Regions from separate parts of the Mus musculus genome. Here region 1 is linked to region 2. The links are chromatin loops, found by intact Hi-C in ENCODE. Cell type or tissue: left cerebral cortex. All regions are shown on one strand.

Region 1 (8,000 bases), 200 kb after region 2:
ACTCATAACCAGAAGCCCCTGACCAACTGGGCATCTGCGTTTGCCTCAGTAGAAATGACCATCATCTCTGTCTGTCATGAAACCATGGATGTGAAAGTGTATTACTTCTGAGAAGGCACCTGTTCGTCCCTCTGTCTCCTGATACCTAATGCCATAGATGGCCAGCCTTCCTGAGTATAGCTTCCAAGCAGAGGCCAAGGCTCCATCCTTGGGCCCAGAGGCAAGCTCTGTTGTAGCAGGACAAGAAATTCAACTGGTAAGCCCTCAGGGAATTTAGTCCTCCTGCCTTGGGATGACCCCTAGCAGCCAACTCCAACAGCTTTGCAATTAGCATCTGTTTCTAGGGAGGAGGACAAGAGGATGACAAAGGGTGGGCATGAGGGAATGGTGAACATATGTCCCCTAAGAAGGCATAAATCTGTTTTTTAAGGGGTCAGGAATGCCAGACTGGAAAATGGGGCTGGGAAATGGAGCTAACTATCCCAACAGAGACTGGCCCTGGGTTACTTCCTTCACAATTAACTCAGGCCTCAGCTGATTTTTCCAGTTGATTCCAGTATCTGAGATTCTGCTCACCAGATCTGACTGCCTGCACAGGGCAAAGAAGAAAAGCCAAGAAGGCGGCTTCCATGGAATGTATATATCTTCAGATAGCTGTCTCACATATAGCTGAAGCTGTCTGGGCTGTTCAGCTTGTTTCTTGCCTGAATGCAACTGACAAGTGGAGAGAGAAAAGCATTCAGCAAAATACTCAGGAAACTTGCTGATTTTATGATGATTCACAACCAGCCATGCCAAGGCCACTTTTCTTCTGATAATCTACTCATGTTAAAGTTTTCGGGGCCATATTAATATCCTGGAAAAAAAAAAAAACTAATGACTGGCCTTTCACACCAAGCCAAAGTGTTTGCTCCTCATATCACCCAAAGCTTATCATCTTAGAACTTAGAATTTTGAAAATGAAAGAAATGATATAGTCAAAACAAGAATAGGAACAGAAGACAGGATAACTCTGGCTCGCCTTTTTTTCCATCTCAGCACCGTTAAAGACTTTCTGAGCAGCTGCTACTGCTCAGGCTGATGTCGAGAGTGCTGTTCATCAAGAAGTAAAAAAAAAAGAAAATGTTTTACATCCCTTTCAACAGTATCTTACCCACACCCTTTTCAGTGTGCCTACCTGGTATATCCCAGCAGCCACTTATGGTACCCGTTCACTGCCTCTGGCATGCTTCACTGAAGATGTTTGGAGAGTATGGAGAGAATGATGGGAAGAGAGCAAATCAAAGAATGTAGATGAAGGGAGAAGGGCCAACCTGAAAGATAGTCTAGACACTTTGCTAAGGATTCCATGAGTTGGACAACTTGGGCTGAAAAAGAAGAGTGGCCAAGGGGCACAATTATAGAAAAACTAAGGAGGAAAATTCAGCTAGAGAGAGGCCATGCCATGCCAGGAGGGTGAGTTATTGTAGAGTCTTGCTCTCATTTTAGCTTTCTACCTATCATTCCACCAGTTCTTTGCTTTAGTTTACTAGTCACTGATAGTCTACTCCCTGGTGGAGAGGAGAGAAAGTTGATTGGTCACTGTTCTTGCTGTTATCCAACTTGAAGATATTTTGGCCTTTTGTTTAAAAAGAAAAAAAAAGTTAAAGCTACCACCCTTCCCCTCAAAAAGCCATTTATCTTTGGGGAGGCATGAATTCTCTCTTAAACCTACCTAGCTTTACTTTATTTCATTGATCTACACAAAAGGCAATTCTCTAGGAAAGGAATAGGACTGCAGAGGGTTTGGCAAGACAGAGTTCTAGAGGACTGTATTAAGATTTATCCCTCAACTGAACAACACCTCTTGCCTTCTGTGTGGATCAGGCACTTCTGTGTCTGATGTTCTACCTCTTTCTGTGGTTTGAATCTCAAAATTACTTCTGATCCCTCTTTCTTTATAGAGTGCAGTCATTGAACTCATGGGCACACTGTGATCATACCGAAAGAGGGAACTGTGTCCTTCACTCATTCATTTGGAGAACAATCCTAAGTACTAATCGTCTGCCAAGTTCTTAAAGGTCCTACAGACCAGGGTGAATAAGACCTCAAAGGTCCTTCTTTCAGCAAATGCAGATTCTCCAAGCTGCTAGACCTACCACCAATATAGCAGCAGGATGGTTTTCCCACCCTCCCCAGCAGAAAACACTAGGTGCATAGAAAATGGGGTGTCATTAAGGAAGAAGGCTGACCCCCCCCCCCACACACACACTGCTACCACCTCTTTAGTCAGCACAACCTTGCTGCTTATGCTCCTGACCTTCCTTCAGTTCTACCAGGATGAAAATAGAAATTAGCAGTTAAGGCCCCTGGGCCTGCTGCACATGAGATAAAAGCAGAGGAGGCTGCTAGCAGTCCTGATACAACAAGCAGAGACTGCTGGAAGCCTCTAGCTATCCAGTTCTCAGACACTGCACAACTGCCAAATCTGTAATCTCACCTGCTGCCTGGCAATACTAAGCTGGCAGTTACTCAAAAAGGACCCTTTCCAACCACATTGTGTCACAGCTAAGAGCCCTGAATCCTCGACAAAGACAGTGAAGAATTGAGATACAGAGGGCCAGGAGGGTGAGGAAATGCAAAGTGGCTTCAGGGACCTAGGGCATGGGGCAGATCTTATGGTGGGAAGAAGGCTGGAAGAGGTGGTCAGGTCCTCCTGATGCCTTGTCTTAGGAATGTGCTCATAGAATAGTGGCATCTGTTTCATACTCCATATCTCTTTTCCTTCTATCTTTTCTACTCATTCCCTAGAGTGAAGATTTAGTATCTAAGGCCCAGTGACACTTATAATAAAAAGTAAAATTCTCTTGGTACTTTCTAGCTAGTCTAGGGAATGTTACAAGAGACAAGCAAGGCCAATGCCTGTCAGACAGGCCTCAACACAATAAACAAAATAGAGAGTCTCCTGCCTTGCACAGGCTCACAACTCACTCTCCTCTCCCATACCATCTCCCCAGACTGAGCTGCCTCCTCCCTGCCTCTGTCCCTAGGAACACAGAGAAGGCAGTAAGAAGCTTCTTTGAGACTCAGTCAAGGTCATCATTTTGACACGCTTGGTCTCCATTTTGACATCCACGCATAAAGAAGTGTGGTCCCCACCAAACAGGACCAAAGTTCCTGAATGTATGGGAGAGAAAGGGACAAGCTCTTTATGCAGGCACATGAAGGCCTTGAGCCAAGCTGCCTCTCCTCATCCTCTCCTACTCAGACCTTTCCCCATGACACACTGGAATCTGTATTATATCTATTTTTAAGAAAGTACAATGCTGGTTGTCTGGTTTTGTTGTTTTTACAGGTGTTATGAAATAATAAGAAAATGAAGTATTTAAAATGTTCCAATAAAGCGGGGTTTTGTTATCTAATATATTATCATGTACCTATTGTAAATATGAAACTCCTATTTTGCAAGCCAAGGACACAATTTGTACTGTTGTTATATATAAATAAAGATTACTGGATTAAAAAAAAATCTTAAATCTTCATATAAGCACAGTTATTTGGCCACATGGGTATAGAATAATTTTGGGGTCTATACAAGAAGCAGATAGTCAGAAAGAGCAACTGAGTTGCTGTGAATGAATCTGAGAAAACTGTGGAGCCAGAGCTTATTCATGTCTAGCCATCTTCATCACACACGTGCATACACTGCCTGCTCCAGGCATGTCAGTGGATGAACACTGCCCTCTAGCCCCAGGACTTCAGAATACAGCTTGCCTCTGGGGAGGCTATAGGCTCCTTTCCAGAGTGAGTTCTTAGACTAGTGTCACCTCTCTCCCCAGGACCAGCCCTTCCAAAAACAACACTCACTCATGGATTAAGTGCTAGGATGAAATGTGAATGAGAGAAGCCTGGCCCTTGCTCCTACTGCTTAGGATGATTCTGAGGGAGACTTTCCGTTAAGCATTGAGATAGATAGTGGTGTTCATATTTGCTTCAGAAATTAAAAGTGAATAAAGTGAAAGATGCCAGATGGTGAGTACTTTTAGATCCAGCCCAGGGGAGGAATATGAAGACAGCCCCTGATTGGGGAGTTGTGAACAGAAAAAAAAAATGGATCTTAGAAGCAGGAGAACTTCCACTGTTCTGTAATGAGCCTGAAGAGAAGAAATCTTCAAACTCCCTCTAAACTGAGGGTGATATGACCCTCCCTTTACCCTTATTTTCCTGTTTTTATCCTGCAGTTCGGTGATGTGTGACATTTTCACTCTCTTACTGGTGAGATACATTAGATGAGAATGACTCAAGAACCTGTCCCAGCCAAGTGTACTCAGGAGTTTCTCATCCTTTTCTATTAGAAAACAGGACCAGAAGGACTTTCTGAGAAGCAGGGTATCCCTGACTTTGAACATCCAACACACATAAAGAACCCTAGTACTCATTAAACAGAATTTTGGAAACGAGAGCATTTTAGTATATAGATATTCATATATATATATATATATATATATATATATATATATACATACACACACACACACACACACACACACACATATATATATATATATATATATATATATATATATATATATATATATACACACGCATACATACATACAGCCAGGGAGTACTGGGATTTTAGGTATATACCACCTCAACAGGCTCAAAGAAATAATTCTTGAGATTTTCTACCCAGTACTCAGCAACTGGTAGTGCTTTTTATGTATTTGTATTCCTGTGCATTCATCTCTCACTCCCCCTCTCCTCCCCTGAAATGAAAGGACAGTACAGTGCCGAGGCCTGAGTGGAAACAGTGTGCACTGTGTTCAATACCATAGCTTGTCTGAAGGGCATATCCCCATTTTGTCATCCTCTGCTGTCCACCATGTCTATGAAGGTGTGACACACAATACAGTAGCCCTGGTGAGCTAACACCGGCTTCTGTTACTGCCTGCTCATGGACTGACCTTGCACCTAAACCCAGGTCTCAATGGCTAGAACTCATTTTCAGCTGTAGTTATAGTTTTTTTCAGAGTGATTTTAATGTGTCCAAAGCTAGTGGAGTTCCGTGAAGTCAGTTTGTCCAGTTGCCCTTAAAGGGCCTATTTCAGGACAGTTTCTCGTTCAAGGATGTCAGGCATAAAGGCAGGTTCTGTAAAAAGACTTCCTACTCATAAATTTAAATCATTCATAGTCAGCATTAAAATGGTGTTTACAATGAAGATAATTGAAGGCTCAGCAAGAAATAACAATCCTAAAACATTTAATATTACTTAGTATTTAACACTTCACAGCTGCAAAACTCTAGCCTCAGTACCCCAAGATGACACAGTTCCTTCTCATCTGTGTCAAAAGCATCCTGAAAAAAAGACAAAGTAAACCAAAACAAAAACTAAAGTCAGGTCAGAGCTGGTGTGCCTCAATCCCTAGCATGGGCTCTGTCTTCTTCAAAGAAAGATTCTAAGAACAGCCATTTGTACTATTCTATTTCCCATATCACCTAAACCCAGGTCTCTTAAAGCAAATTGTCTTACAATATTTACAGCTTTGTGAGTATTTCAGAAGACAGATAAAACCACAAACAACTGCAGGATCAAACTCTCCAGGAGGAAAGGGCAATTTCTAGGCTGAATTCTTTTCCTGGAGCTAGTTCCTTCAAGTGTCCAGTTTAATGACTACATAAATTATATCTGTCATTTTCTGAGTACTTCACTTACTTTTCAAGTTTGTAAATCTGTGCACCAACAATTCTAGATCTCTAGAAGATCTAAGAGAGAATAGCTATCTCAAAGCTATTAAAATGCATCATGGATTTTAAATGTAATGAAAAGCTTGCCTAAAATTGCCTCCATTCTTTTAATAGATTTGGTAATTTTTTAAGACTGTAATATTATTTTTTAAAACACTGGAACCTGTAAGATAATTCATCAAGTTAAAAAACAAAACAAAACAACCAAAAAAAAAAAAAAACCAAAAACCAAACCAAACCACTTGCCACACAAGCCTCTTTTTTCTGATCTTCGTGTGTGACTTGGCACACATGTGTTTATATACACATGTCATATACATACATACCAACAAAACAAAAATAAATAATAATAATTTTTTTAGAGTAAGACATAGCTTTTTATTGGTCTAACCTGGTCTAATCCACATGCCTAGTGACAGACTTGGCCAGTTTTCTCCATCTGTCTCCAGTCTTCCCTTTGTTGAGAGCTCCTGGTTTGACCCAGGAAAGAAGATTATCATGGGCAAGGATGGCAGACATTCAGTTGGGACCTGAAGGGGTTCAGTGTGATAGAGATATGTGGCTGCTGGGCAGAGGGAGGATAGTGCCCTGCACAGCTCCTGCTTGGACAGAATGGGAGGGGTCAGAAGGGAAGAACTTTCCCAGCAGCTCCCACTGTACCCTTCTTGCCATCAGCATCTCTCCCTCAGCTTCCTTAACGTTTCACTCCAGTTAGACCTTTTTCTGCTCCATATCTTTAATTTTTTTCTGCTATTTTCTGTTTGTCTAACAGTTGGTTGTTAATTACTTCCTTGGACTGTAGAATAAACATTCTTCCTACACCTTCATACGTTAGTCTCATCTACCAGTGTCATAATCTCCATGTCCATAAATTGTGCATGCTTTTTCTTTCTGTTTAGCTGTTCAATCTGTATGTCTGCAAGTTTCACCTTCTGTTGAGTATCAATAGCTTTGGCTTGAACCTCTGTGAAGGTCTTCTTCAACTCCAGATTCACAGAGGGTGCCATATTGGAGCACTCTATATGCCTGTACTAGAGGCTAACCAGAAAAGGTAATAATAATAATAATAATAATAATAATAATAATAATAATAAATTTTAAAGAAAATACTCCCCTCCCCATGAGAAAATTCTTCACTTTTGGTCTGCTCGTGCCCACTCAATACAGCTCCTAATATTTCTTTCAACTAAACTATGGATTGTCACCCTTATTGAATGCCATGTATAGTCCATTAAAATCTGAATGGGGAGGATTATGTTAATAAAGTTATATGAATATACAACAACTTCAAGTGGAGAAAAGGAACTGTAACCAGTTCGCAGTGATTACACAAGAAGAAAATTATGTGCACAATTTGTTTACCAAAATGACAGATTAGATTATAATCAGTAGTATTCAATAAATGTGGAATATTTTTTAAATTCTGGCTTTTTTGTGATCTCAGTCACAGTCTTGAACAGTAAGTAACCTACTCCATAGAATTCTTTATTATACAGTATGCTTTCCCCTCCCTTCTCCTGACCAGGCCTTTACTTCTGTTTTCTATCCTTACTGTATATGCAAGCATTCTTCAGCACACACTCAGCCATGGAACTCAGCAGGATGGACACTGTAAAGTAGCCAGGGAAAAGGAAGAGATGAAAGTGTGGTGTTTTGAATATGCTTGGCTCAGAGAGTGGCACTATTAGGAGGTGTGGTGTTGTTGGAGTAGGTGTGGCCTTATTGGCAGAAGTGTGTCATTGTAGGTGCAGGCTTTAAGACCCTCATCCTAGCTGCCTAAAAACCAGTCTTCTCTTGTTTGTTTTGGAACCAGATGTAGAACTTTCTGCTCCTCCATCCCCATGCCTGCCTGGACTCTGCCATGCTCCTGCCTTGATAACAATGGTCTGAATCTCTGAACCTATAAACCAGCCCAATTAAATATTGTCCTTTGTAAGAATTGCCTTGGTCATGGTATTTGTTCACAGAAGTAAAACCCTAACTGTTGCGGGAAATATTAAAAAGAACTAGGCACATTCCCATGTTTGTGCTGACAACTATCTGCCCCACGGCCTGGCTGGCAATGCACTAGCAGGCAATGGCCAACCATGTTTTTATCTCATGGAGACTCTGATTCAGTGCTCTGAAATCTCTCCACCCACTTGCTAAGTTCCCACTTGTGGGTCACTACCACACCAACCCCATGCTTCAAATTCCCCACAGCCTTTGTGGTGCACCTCAGGCAAACCTGCTTTGCCACCGTACCTTTCTCTCTTGAACACGAATGAAGTGC
Region 2 (8,000 bases):
ATCCCAGCCCCCATCTCACTCCAGGCCCCTTGATATATGCATACACACGCTCCGGGCAGCAATTCCATGCTAAACATTGACACTTGCCACCCCCAGCTTGCAGAGGAACAGACTTAATGTAGAAAGCCTGCCAAAGTGTGGCTGGCTTCCAATACCAAAAATACCTCCTCCTATGATCCAAGGGGCTACCGAACTGGCATCTGTGTGTGGGGTTGAGGCTGCTGTTATGACAGAGAGAACTCCCATAGGGATGGGCTAGCTGCCCATTTGGGACCATCCTCCCCCAGCATACAGGCTTGCTTGCTGGTCTCTTCCTAGAAGATAACCTCCTGTTCTCTCTTACTTTTCTCATCATCTTATCTATGTCAGTCATGTGGTGACAGGGAAAGAAAAGGCCTGGGGACAGGAACAGCAATGTAGCTACTCATGACTGTGTCAGGGTAAGGCTTAGAGATCACTGTGTGGCACAGTGGGTATGAATTCCTTGGAACTTGCAACAATTTCCAAAGATTAGAAAAACCTTTATTTGATGGGTATTTATTAAATACTTGTCACTTGCCTAAAAGTGTGTTGGACTATAGATGTCACTCGTGAGCACCTCCCACTCCCCCCCAAGCTTGGCAAGTCCCCCAAGGGCTAAGATTTCACATCAACTGGGCAGGATGAGAAGGAAATACCAGGGGCCAGATAGATAAAGAGAACTTGAATCCCCAGAAAGCCAGCAGAGCATGGGGGTATGGAGTCTGTTGGCTATTTATACAGAAAAATAGAATGCCACTCAGCCACTTAAGAATGGAAGCCTCCCATTTGTGGCAGTCCATGTACTCAGAGCATTTTATGTCAACTGAGTGAAGTCAGGCACAGAAAAACGTGTGCAAAGGCCTCACAGAAGTAGAAAGTCCTAAAGTGGCTGCCAGAACCTAGAGGGTGATGGAGGAGTTGGCTAAGTCACAGTTATAGCTGGATAGGAGAGTCTATAGCATGGTACGGCTACTACAGTTAACAATAATTTATTATGTGTTGCAAAATAAATAATAACTGTTTGAGGTGACAATATGTTAATTACTCTAATCTGATCATGACATGTTACATATAGTGAAATGTCACATTACACCCTATAAATATGTACAATTATTATGTATCAACTAAAATTGTAAGTGTTCTAAAGAGATAATTATGTACTATATACAGTTCTACTGAAGGAAGAAATATAATAAAGTTGCTCTTATTACTTTGTGGTCAAATGAATGATGGTCTAGATAGGTTAGCTCAGCACCTTTAAAGGCTTGAGGCTATGGACATTACTGTCACCTGTAAAACTCAGGAGCCAACAGTGATGATCTTAATTCTTTTTTATTGAATTTTACATATATTATATTCTGATCACAGTTTCCCCTTCTGCAACTCCCACCAAATTCTTTACAACTCCCTACCCACCCAACTTCATATCCTTTCTTTCTCTCTCTTTAGAAAACAAAAAAGGGCAAAAAGAAAAAAATTAAAACAAAACAAAAAAATAAGGCACACAACAAACAAAACCCATTAAGAAACCAGAAGCCATGTTATACAAGCAAAAGGTCAGTAAGACAAACAAAAAACTTTAAAAGACAACAACAACAAAAACAAAAGAACAAAAACAAAGCAAAATGAGACACATTTACAAAAATACTATTGAGGTCCTTTTGTGTTGGCCATCTCCTGCTGGACATGGGAACTACCCTTAAATATGGTTAATATACCCAATGAGGCTTCACTGGAGAAAACAAATTTTTCCTTTGCAGTAGTAATAATATTTTTAATAAATCCCGGTGTGGGATTACTACCCGCCTCAATGGTTTATGTTCCCGAATGAAAAACACAAACACAGTCATTATATTTTAATATGCCTTAAGCAGCACAATAGCTGGCCACCGCCTAGCCTCCATGTTGCTAAATCTACCTCCCACTGATAATTCTGAGTTACTACTTACTAATTTCTATGTTCTATCTTGGCTCTAGACCCAATTGAGCAACCCTCTGGGCTGCATTCTCTTGGTCTCTTTACAAGGCAGCTCTGCTCTCTTCCCTCCTTCTCCTCCTCCTCCTCCTCCTCCTCCTCCTCCTCCTCCTCCTCCTCCTCAAGGTCCCAAGCACAAAACCCCACCTCTTTCTCTTCTCACCAGCTATTGGCTGCTTTCATTTTTATTTACCAATCAGAATTAATTGGGAGCATTTGTTGCAGAAGGTACTGCAGACCCTCTCATGCAAGCAGTTTGGGGGGACACAATTAGCATTAGAATACCAACAGCTCTAATTTGCAAGTGAATGATAATTGGAGATAGCTTCTTTGTTGGGTGTGGAAGTTTCTGTCTACTTCCCCTTCTTAGGACAGGGACCCCATCTGGACTGAACATGTGCAGGCCCTATGCATGCTACCAGTCTCTGTGAGTTAATACGTGCTTTGGTATAACAGAATGTCAGTAGAAATAATTTTGTTACTATGCTCCTTGAGCAGAACAATAGTGTTTGGTTTTCATCTAGGCCCATCATGGCCTATCCTGTCTCATGTTCTTGGCCACCAGAGCAGTGCCATGCATGGGTTCTATTGATTATCTTAACTTTTTTTTTTTTTTGAGATTTATTTTATTTATATGAGTACACTGTAGCTGTTTCCATATACACCAGAAGAGGGCATCAGATCCCTTTACAGATGGTTGTGAGCCACCATGTGGTTGCTGGGAATTAAACTCAGGACATTTGGAAGAATAGTCAGTGCTCTTAACCACTGAACCATCTCTCCAGCTCACAATTATCTTAATTCTTAAAGTGTAACTATGTGCTTATCTAATGTTGTGTAACAGTCTTCTCCCAAACAAAAACATTCCATCCTGTAGGACCCTCCTTATGCAGGAAGGTAAATAACTCAAAATAGCTTCAGGAAGTCCCTGAAACTGACTAGATCCACTAGGTGTCTGTCTGCCAGAGTAAGCAATAAAAGCCGAGAGAGCCTGCTTCAGATGGGAGGAAACTGAGCTGCAAAGAGTCAAACCAGCTGAGTGCTGAAGAGGTTTAGGCCAGAGTGATTGGAAAGGACACTTCCAACCTGCTGGGCTGCTGCAGGCTGTGCACTGTGTTCCAGGCTTTCCCAGCTGGCATCTGTGCTGGAGCAGACCTTGGTGATGCAGCTGCTTTGAGTAATTTCTGCCTGTAGGTCACCTCTCTCTCATACTTCTGTCAGCAACCCCAACAAAACTCATTGGTTCACCAAGTTGGACTTTGGTAGTGTCTGTGCTTTGGATTGTCAAGAGATCCCTAGCTGGAGTGAGTAGATGTGTGTTGCATCTACCTATGAAAAGTTTTGTCACACAACAACTAATAAGATTCATATCAACAGCTTTCCATTTTAAGGATACTATCAATTCTTCAAATACCTCCACATCTGGTTTTAACCTACCAGGTTCCTGGAGATTTCAAGTTAGAATCTCATCTTAGAAATGGGAAAGTTGGGGTCACCTAGGAAAGACAAGGGTGCTGCTTCCAGGTACCTCATAGATTAGGCTTCTGAAGTCACATCCTTAACTGGCTCCATTTTCAGATGATGCTCAGTGGCAATGTGGGAGTAGGGTGGCATCATGTCACCCAGCCTGCAGTGTGATCTGTCTGTAGGTGTTCTTTCTCCCACACTCTCCCTCTCTCTTCCTTTATTCATGACAGGCAGGGCAAGTGTGGGGAGAAAAGAACAGGATGGGTATATGTGGAGGAGTCACTTTCATTTAATGTACCCCCCATTCTTCATTTAAGGGTTTATTTCTAGATCACAGGGGTGGGGATGTGTAACTGAAATTATTTAAATTGTATTGTAATCATCTCAAAAATGAGATTAAATTGAGGCACTGAGAAGAGGCAAGAGATAAGACACAACACACACATAGTCATACAGCACTTGATTTAGAATTAAAGGCCCTATATTCAACAGAGAGCTTTATCACTTACCTTGCTCTACTAAGGATGGTCTCAGGGGAAGCTGGCTAGACTGTTGTTCCTCTCATTAAAAACATGGCAAAAGTGTAACAGAATCTGATAGCACCTTCCCTTTATCTTCCTTAACAAATTGTGCCTTCAATCCAGCGTACTCAGAAATAAAGAATAACGATCATTTGTGTAAAGAGGGAAGACACACTCACATGCAGACATAAACAATAATAGAGGAAGAATAAATGTGAGAATCACTGGGCATTTTATCAAAAATAAATGTTACATAAATTCAAAGGACAAGATAGGTGTGCATCACAGAATTCAGATTCTTTGTGGCTCCAAAGGACAAAATTGGCAACAGCTAGTGAAACTTACCGGAAACAAATTTTAGGCAATTAATGAATTGATTAATTTAAGAGTTTTTAAATGAGGTAACCATGTTTTGTTTTTAAGAATAGCTAATTGGACCAGGTATCCAGTGTGGTGGCATATATTTTTGAGTCTAGCACTTGGGAGGCAGAGGCAAGCACATTTTTGTGAGGTCTTAGCCACTATGGTTTGTAGTAAGGAGTTCCAGGACAGCCAGAGATACATAGTGAAGAAAACCAAACCAACCAAACTACCAAACAGCCAACTCTACATCCCAAAATCCCGTGTCTCTAATATAGTTGATGAAAGTGATCTTCTCTTCTCTTCTCTTCTCTTCTCTTCTCTTCTCTTCTCTTCTCTTCTCTTCTCTTCTCTTCTCTTCTCCTCCTCCTCCTCTTTCTTCTTCTTCTTCTTCTTCTTCCTCTCTCTCTCTCTCTCTCTCTCTCTCTCTCTCTCTCTCTCTCTCTCCTACTGAGAATTCAGTCAACTGTTTTTATATGCTTTCAGAAGCATCCCACATCCCTCTTTCTTTTTATACCGGTGAAGAGTATGGCCACAAGAGGGCAGTAGGGGACATTTGTCAGACACTTTGATGTGTTGAGTAAACTCGGTGTGTTCAATCTCCATCGGGGAATTCGAAGACCCTGAGACCTTGCAGGGGTATAGCTTGCACAGGCCCTCGCGGGAAAGCCGTAGCCGCAGTTGCAGATTCACAGACTACGAACCAAGGAATCAAGACCCGTGAGCGCGGAAGCAACCAGGACTGAAAAATCCTCTTTTCTGGGGATATTAAAGTTGTCTTAATCTTCTAGCCATTACCCTCTGCCTCCAGTACGAGGCGGGCTCGCGGGTCTGGATAATGCAAACGCTCCTGGTACTATGGTTTCCACAGCACCCACCCGAGTCAGCCCCTACCTCCTTTTCCAATGGAACAGGAAACCGGAGATGCAAAGCCAGACTCCTCTTTAAAATGTAGAAATAATTATCAACAACTTCAAACCTCTTTTGACAGCTCGTTGGCTTTCTAGAATTTGTAGGGTAGAGAAATTTGCTGTTCCGAAATCCGACACCCCATCTCAAGCCCATCAGTAATATATGTCCCTCCACACTCACCCCTAGCTCACAGGTGAAGAGAAAGGAGGGGAGGCTTTGCTTGGTGACAGGTGACGCCACGCGAGGGGATGGGGTGCTCTCATCACTCTGATCCCCTCCCGAAGCCTAGCCAGCTGGCTTACCAGGCCCCAAGACATGAGTCCCTAGACCCTGGTACAACCTTTCTGGGCCCTTGACTACTGACAGTGTCTGGTGGTCCAAACTGAGCGAGCAGAACGCCTGCAGAGCCGTAGCTCTGCCGGGTTCTTGGGTGGACCAGCTAGGGTATTCGGTCTGCGCGGGCGGGGCGCGTGGGCGGGGAGGGGGTTAACGCGGCCTCTATGATAATGAGCTGAGCGGTAATATAGGAGGCCGGCTGAGGGCGCCGCCACCGGAGCTGAGCTGAGCCGCGCTGCGCGCAGCACTGTCCGCGCAGAGCCGAGTGGGGGCGGCTGGAGCAGCTGCTGGGATCCTTCAGCTGAAGACGAGCGATCAGATCTGGTGGACCCGTGAGCCGTGGAGCCGCGGGGAGCTTATGGGCCCGGTCGCAGACAGAGCTGGCAGCGGTTCCTGGAGGAAATAGGGCCGAGCAAGCCAGGAGCAGAAGGGAAGGAAGCGCGGGATCGCTGATGTCAGAGCAGCCCGGAAAGTCGTGCTGGAGAAAACTGAAGACACCCGGCTTTGAGCCGCCCCGGAGGGACCCTGCGGGACCCCACGCCCCTTCACAACCGGGTCCCTGCGCACAAGCGACTGGGACGAAGACGCGAGGAACCATTCGGGGGCCACCCCAGGAATACAGGCAAGCGGCCGGCGCGGGCCGAGGATTTTAATGATCCTGGGTTACATGTGGAACTGGCTGCCAGTGTGACTCCCGTCAGGCAGGACTGGGCGCACGCTGCCCTGGGCAACCGCCAGTTGAGCGGACGAAGAGGGGACGCAGGGACAGACAGACACTGCCGAGCTGGGTAAGCAGCGCCCTCCGCCCTTTCCCCGAGCGCGCTCCCGCGGCGGTTCCTCCGGCGCAGCCTCCTCAGGTCCCCTTGGGGTCCCGGCCCCGGCCCCGGCTTGGTTGTGGCGGCGAGTATACGCGCGTGATCCGCCACTTTCGCAGCTGCAGTCTCCTGTCCAGGCTTCCGGGCCATAGACTCCAGCGGCTCTGGTGGTTCCGGCGCTCCGTGGCGCGCTTATAGCGCGCACCTGCCGGCTGTCTGCAGCTCTGGGGAGCGCCTGAGCGACGAGGTCGTCCCAGGGTTGGAGCCCAGAGAGGGCCTCCGTGGCACTAGCAAGATAGCCTGGAGCGACTATGGCCGGAGGCCGGTTGGGGGGCGTTCACCAGGCAGTGTAGTCCCGGGTGGCCGCTGGCTGTTCCAGTGGTTCAGTAGACTGGGAATCACCGGGAAGGAGAAGGCATCCTTTGCGTGCGTTCCGGGAATCTGTGAGAACGGTTTGGAAGCACTGTAGTTAAGTGTTCCTGTCCCCATCCCCCATGGCATAGTGCCCAGCTGGGGCCAGCCCCCTTGGTTTGAGCAACAGTGGTGCTGGTTGAAGTGGGAGTTTGTCCAGAGTCCAAGAGGCTCCTTAAAGCTCATTTCCCTCCATGTACTCTTTTTTGCCCTACCTCACGAAGTGATAGGATCTTAGAAAATTCCAGTTTCTTTTACTCATAGGTAGTCTTCGTAAATGTTCATCTTGAGCTGTATGTCAAAAGCTGAAAATGTCATTCCTAGGGCCCTCAAAAATGCCCACCTGTTTAACATGACCCTTGCCCTAGGAAGGGCTATCTCTTCAAATAGCTCAAGTAGAGATAAGAGGGAGAAAAAGCTGGGGGGAGGGAGGGGGTGCAACTTGGGAGAACAGGTCAGTCCCTACCATCTGGAAAGGAGAGTAGTTGTTGAGGGCAAGAATGTTCAGTGAAGATCCAAGATCACAGACAGATTAACTCTCTAGCCACTCATATGCACAACAGACAGAGGTGGATGGCTTTGGGGAGTGAGGCTACCAGATGTCTCTGAAGGCCATCTGTGGGGGATTAGACATTTTGAGACACAGCCATCCTTGCAGTGGACCAGGTCTGTACAGTTGAGTATCTGGGCTAGAACACAGACAATACTGAGATGGCTGCTTTCAACAGACCTGGAGTCAGGTTCAGCTCTCTGCAATTCCACACAATAGCAGGCCTGTCATACTCAGTCTCTTTCCAGATCTTGAAACTTCATTCTTCGCTCTGGGCTGACTATGAATGTTGGGGCTTTCCAGTAAGAACCCGTGCTCCTAGAGGAGCTTAACCCTGGCTGGAGGAATTCAGCTGTTCCTAATTGAAATGCACAACTTTCTGTGTAATCACCCTGGAAAACTCCTACAGTTGCAAGCAGCCCTCCATCCGCTGACCTCCAGGCAGGAAGATAGAAGAATTCATTAACTTCTCTTCTCCCCACAGAGCATCATTGGAAGTAATTACCTGTGATCTCTGCTGGGTGGCCTAGGGGTGGAAAATTGAGAGAGGGCAGGGAACCAAGGAAACAGAGTGGAATCTTGCCCCGTACCCCAGGAGGTTGCTTTTTTGTTTGTCTTCTACCTGACATCAC

The links. Hi-C counts contacts between places; a loop is a spot of excess contacts. Peaks named below come from ENCODE experiments on the same cell type or tissue, not always from the same donor. Only the 100,000 strongest peaks of a DNase experiment are listed, where the experiment ranks them.
Region 1: it touches region 2 in a loop (7-fold over the local background); 27 of 42 quality-filtered maps call a loop at or near these places.

What each region holds. Positions count from the first base shown.
Region 1 is chr1:194,813,355-194,821,354 of GRCm38, forward strand. It overlaps Plxna2 (plexin A2), which reads left to right. Exons shown (of 32, transcript NM_008882.2): 32 at 1-3,515. Among named protein-coding and RNA genes, the nearest start is that of Mir3962, 4.6 kb to the right of the region's middle. In left cerebral cortex, a CTCF peak has its summit at 3,729; a DNase peak (open chromatin) is centred at 3,720.
Region 2 is chr1:194,614,018-194,622,017 of GRCm38, forward strand. It overlaps Plxna2 (plexin A2), which reads left to right and starts at 5,812. Exons shown (of 32, transcript NM_008882.2): 1 at 5,812-6,380. In left cerebral cortex, CTCF peaks have their summits at 2,663 (motif pointing right), 4,903 (motif pointing right), 5,119 and 5,807 (motif pointing right); DNase peaks (open chromatin) are centred at 137, 3,661, 4,899, 5,128 and 4 more places; H3K4me3 peaks cover 3,087 bases; H3K27ac peaks cover 3,327 bases.